Regions from separate parts of the Homo sapiens genome. Here region 1 is linked to region 2. A link is a loop called in an ENCODE intact Hi-C map of the cell type or tissue named here. Cell type or tissue: GM12878. All regions are shown on one strand. Links, peaks and the distances in the headings refer to the core of each region. The heading gives the core; the rest is flanking DNA.

The links. Peaks named below come from ENCODE experiments on the same cell type or tissue, not always from the same donor. Only the 100,000 strongest peaks of a DNase experiment are listed, where the experiment ranks them.
Region 1: it touches region 2 in a loop (2.5-fold over the local background); 5 of 110 quality-filtered maps call a loop at or near these places.

What each region holds. Positions count from the first base shown.
Region 1 is chr5:90,367,734-90,370,667 of GRCh38, forward strand. No RefSeq gene overlaps it. Among named protein-coding and RNA genes, the nearest start is that of CETN3, 41 kb to the right of the region's middle. In GM12878, for the core only: no CTCF peak of the experiment used is centred there; a DNase peak (open chromatin) is centred at 1,317.
Region 2 is chr5:90,305,870-90,308,803 of GRCh38, forward strand. No RefSeq gene overlaps it. Among named protein-coding and RNA genes, the nearest start is that of LINC01339, 17 kb to the left of the region's middle. In GM12878, for the core only: no CTCF peak of the experiment used is centred there; no DNase peak of the experiment used is centred there.

The DNA of each region.
Region 1 (2,934 bases), core at 234-2,733, 62 kb after region 2:
ATAATATAGGCATTATTATCCCCTTTTAACAGATGAGAAAATGGTGAGGTTCAGAGAACTTACTAAATTTGCTGAGACATTTAGCTAATAAGTGGCAGAAATGGAATTCACATTCAGGTTGATCTCAAAGCTAGTGATCTTTCTACTATACCACAAAAAGAAACACCCCTAATAAAATCTGAAAATAATAAAATCAAAATATTTGAATGAAGTTTTAATTATATTAGAACTAAAAACCGCATGAAAGGCACACACACATTAAAAAAACCATAGATAGGCAAAACCAACACAAATTGCACTGTACTAAAAGTAAGGATGCCTGAGTTCTAGACTACATTGCTCACTCTATACTGTTTCACTCTTAGCATAATGCCTGGCTCATAAAAAAACAGTCATTAAATATTCATTCTCACTCACTGTGTGACTAAAATGTACAAATAGAATCTTTAAAATAGAATCAATCAACCAAACATATTACAATAAAGCTTTAATTAATCAAAACAATTAGAAGATTATTTGTTTTAATGTAATGTTTGGTTAACTAGTCATGAATGAGTAAATCCTTTTTGTAGATTCAAGGTTGCCACTGGAAATCTTTCAAACTCTGTTTTACTATATAGAGCAAACTTTATTGTATAGAGGAATCAATTAATGCACTTGCTACAAGAAAAACTCTTAGACTCCACTTCAAGAAATTTCACTCAAATTTAGTATGTATGCCTAGGGTAGAACACTGGAGTTATTCCAATTCAGGAGAGCTGAAGATGAAGACAAAGCTTTGAGAAGCATTAAGTAAAGAACTTACTATACTGTATTCCAACTGCTATCTGAAGCATATACATTGCACTGTGTCAGCCTCCTTCTCTTAGAATGAATATTCCATCTCATTCAGAGATGGGTCATATCAGCCATATGTTGTTCAGTGACACGGTCACATGGGCCACTATTAATTGGACCAGGTAATTGTGGCCAAAGCTTCTCTTTTCAGGAAAGCGTTTTTAGAATTAAGTAATTCTAGTTTCTCTCTTACAGTGGTAAAAACTGAGGACATGAATGCAAATGCTTATAGATGTGACTATGGGATTCTATGGATGTTCTCTTCAACTTTTTCAGTAAAGTAGGAAGAAAAGTCTTTAGCTGAGAAAGAAATGGAAAGTATTAGAAGTATGATATGAAAAGAAGTGTGAAATAATCATCCATTTGTTCTCCCAATTCCTGGACTAAGGATGTATAGCATGGTTACTAGGCAGCATTAGGGTTGCACTTGAGGTTTGTGATCATGAGTTAAAATGAAACCCATTAGTAGGACTGTGTGTTTTTTACTAACCACATTCAGCTTCATGCGTGCAGGCATGGAACAAGTGGAAGGTTGGATTTAACTAGGAATGTGGCTTTGGCTCAGCAAGGACAATGAATCAAGAAAGCCAAAATGGTATCAAGGGAATGTGCAAGGGGGAATTATAATTGATTTAAGCTAAGTAAGGAAGGGAGAGAGGATATGAAGATGTTGAGAAGTGAAATGGTGAAAGATCAATGGATTAAAGTTCCTAATGGGGTTAAAGAATTATAATTATTGGAGTCCAGGTACTAGAGGAGAAAGAGGGAAATATAGCATGTGATTGTCAGAGAGTGGGATGCATGAAATTGAAATTATGAAGAAGTTATAGTAATTAGTCAAGATCTAAGTTATGACTATAGGAATTAATGATTAAGGTAAGTGGGAAGGCAAAATCACTGAAGGAGACAAATTCAAAGAACTGAAAGATCAAAATGTTGAAAAAGTATGTGATTGACATTACCAAGAATTAAGATCTGAAATAGTATTGATGAACAGGGAAAGGTGATGTGAATTATACGTAATAAAGAATTTGGCTGGATTTTGTCCCCTGTTTCTAGAAGGTAGTCCTTAAAATTTCCCAAGTGATAAGCGTGTCTTTGTTATTCACAATGGGCTCTGATACTTTATGCTGATGAGGTGACTTATGGTGGGCTTCCAGATAGTTTGTGCCAATGAAATGACTCAGGATACAGGTGGCTACTCCAGAAAGATGAAACATGTGATTAGAGGGTTGGAGATTTGAGCCATGTGATATCACCTTGATGAGGGAGAGGATGAGCCCTGGAGACTGAGTTCAATGTTGGCCAGTGATTCAATCAGTCATGCCTACATAATATAACCTCAATAAACACTCTGAACAATGAAGCTTTGGCAAGCTTCCCTGGATGGTAACAGTCTGTGTATTGCTACACAGGAGGCAGGAGGGTGCCAGGAGGGTGATGTATCTCTGACTCCATGAGGAGAAGACACCAGAAGATTTATGTCTGGGAGCCTCTTAGACCTATACATTGCTTCTTTTGGCTAATTCTGATTTGTATCCTTTTGCTACAATAAAACTATAAACATAAGGAAAAAAACAAAACTGAGGCCATATAAATTCTGGAACTTTGGAATAACTATTAATATATTGTATTAATCCATTTTCACACTGCTAATAAAGACATACCTGAGACTGGGCAATTTACAAAACAAAGAAGTTTACTGGATTTACAGTTCCATGTGGCTGGAGAGGCCTCACAATCTTGGAAGAAGGTAAAAGGCATATCTTACATGGCATCAGGGAAGAGAGAGGGCTTGTGCAGGGAAACTCCCATTTTTAAAACCATCAGAGCTTGTGAGACTCATTAATTCTCATAAGAGCACAGGAAAGACCAACCCCCATAATTTAATTACCTCCTATTGGGTTCCTCTCATGACACATGGGAATTGTGGAAGTTACAATTCAGGATGAGATTTGGGTGAGGACACAGCCAAACCATACTATTTTGCCCCTGGCCCCTCCTAAATCTCATGTTCTCACATTTCAAAACCAACCATGCCTTCCCAACAGTCTCCCAGAGTCTTAACTCATTTTAGCATGAACTCAAAAGACCACA
Region 2 (2,934 bases), core at 310-2,809:
TTAAAATTCTAAATTTTTTTTTAATTTTGATTTTTTTAAAAAATCAAAGCTTTTAAAATCCTAAAAATTCCTATGGAATTTTTTCTATAGATATCATCATTCAAGTGTGGAACAAATGTAAAAATAAAGTGACTTATTGTGCACTGAATTAATGAAAAACTGGAAACAATACAAATATTCATCAACAGAAGACCAGTTGTCATAAGCACATCAAAACATGAAATATTATGTAGCTATAAAAAAGGATGAAAAGCTTCTCTACATAATCATGAAAATATCTGAGTAGTATATTGTTAAGTTTTAAAAAATACAAGAGTATATATAATATAATGACAGTTTTATAGTAAAGAAAAATATCTATATAGCAAATATATGCATGAAAAAAGTCTGTAAGGGCATATTTTAAAACCTCATGGTGGCTACGTTGTGGGATTGGGAACTGAGCAGGTACAAGATAAGAACTGAAGGACTGATTTTTATGGTGTAGTGTTTCATAGTTTTTCATTTTGAATCATGTGACTGTTAAAAAATGTTTTTAATTCAGTCCTTTTTAAGCCTTTCTCAAAATTTACGATGAATTAAACAGGCCAAGTTTCATCTTTTGGATGATATTTTTTAATGCCTACTTCCATTTATTGCAAAAGGAAAGCAATCCTGCCTGCATTTATGGACTCAAATAAAAAAATAGAGCAGGTAAAAAGGAGGTAAGTGTATAATACACTATTTTTCCCTAGACAGCTGAAAACCTGAATATATAAATATTTGAAATGGTGTGTTGCTAATGTAAAATGAGAGATGTAACCTCAGGGGTAGAACTGAATTCACAAGGGAATGACTACAATTTAGAGGAAGAAAAATACATACAGTCAGACTAATGCTAAAACCCCAACTGTGTCCACAGAGACTGTAAACAAGAAGTCTGGGTGAGTGACAAACATCATAAGATCTTCAACAATGAATGATAGTTTGTATGCTCCACTCCATTTATGTCAATAATAGTTATATTATGGAATGTGTAGATGGCCTCACCCAAAGGCCCTATTACTATAGAGAATAAAAGTGTGGCATAAAGGGCAACTCTGCCCATTGCCCCTGGTTAAAATAAATTGCTGAGAATACAATCCAGTCCAAGAATGAATGCCTAAAGGCCTCTGTTTAAAGTTTTAACCTAATCCCTAAAACCTTTTGTTGTATCTGTATTTTTCTATCATTTCTCAATTGTTTTGAAAATAAGCACCTATAGTAGTCGGGGACATAAAAGCTATATTAGGTTCTCTCTCAAGACAATATGGACCCTTCTTTCTCAATGATAACACAAAACAACACAAAACTAAAAAAATTCAAGTACTATTGTTGCCTTCATTTTATCCCTCTTGCTAAAAAAGAAAAAAATTAAATAAAATGGCCACTGCTTTTTAATGTTGACTAAATGAAAAATAAGCCAATATTACACACAAAAAACAATGAACATAAATGATAAGCTCCCATTATATTTGCTATTTAATTTGTAGATGTTAATTATAAAAGTAAATCAATGTAATGTAGACATATTGTCTTATAGTGATAAATAATTCCACAGTGTGATTCACATAAAAATCCTTCATTTGAAAATGAAGTCACTTTTTCAAATTAGGGAAAACACACTTGGGAAGATTGGAGTCTCTCCAAATAACTGGCAGAAGCATAAACATGACTTAATAATCTGAGTGTCATTTCAACCAAGTGTTTGTGAGGTATCAGATGCATGAAAAACTCTGGTGAAAAACAAGCCAGAAGCATGTTGCAACAAATTATTATTATAATATGATTCATTTCTGTACATGATTTTTAGTATTAAGTCAGTGATCCTTCCTAAAATCCAGACTACAGGGTATCATAGATATTTATTATTTCATTTGTCTAACACATTTAGTTTCATAACCAGATGGCTATCAGTAGTTGCAACTTTAAAACATTATGAAAGAGCCTGTTTAACAATTTGAGTGTGCCAAACAGTGACTTCCTCTGCAAAAAAAAAAAAAAAAAAAATCAAATGCAAAAGTAAAAGTGCAATCACTCATCTTGATTATTTTGCCTGTCACTAAATATCTGAAAGTAGATATAGAAACTTAAGAAATAGAGGGCTCTAGGAGGCTTTTAGTAATAGAATTTCTTCTACAACACTTGACAGATGATCATTCAATCTGGATTATCGTTGAGTGCCCTTAGTCAGTGATAAGGAGTTACAGTAATAGTCATTCCTTGTTGAATGGATCTAATTGTTATCAGAATTTTTCCCTGTTTCAACAGTTAGCAGCCCCATGCTGTCTACCGAATATTCCGAAGCCAAAAAAAGAAAAGTCTATTTTTCCCCCAACATGATAGGTTTTCAAATATTCAAACACTCCTTCCACGTACCCAGGTTTTTGGTTCCAAACCAAAGATTTTTCAGTTGTTTTCTTATAACATACTTTCCAGACGCTATACCTTCCCAGTTTCTCTTTGACACTCTCATATGATAATGTCCCTATTAAAGTGTATAAGCGTGGCTAACACCATGCTTCAACTAACACAGCCTAAAATTGCACACCTTAACAGTTACAACACATTTTTTCAAATCTCAGAGTGGTTTTAGGATTAACCATAATGCTAGGGTCTTTTCAGTATCACATTTTTTGACATTTTATATTACTTTAATAATCATAGGACTTTACGTTAATATCTGAAAATGTTAACTAATTGTTTTTAGTACCTCTTTCCAAAGAGTTTTAATTTTCAATCAGAATTGAGGCATACCCATTATACCTAAAGTTAATATTATTGTTAATTTTTATAACCTTGGAGCCTATTTCCAAAACCATAAAAAAGAATGTTTGAGTAACTAAAGTTAGAAAATTTCATTAGAGAAAGTCTCAGAAACTAACATTGGTGCATTAATCAACCAATTTTCTTTGC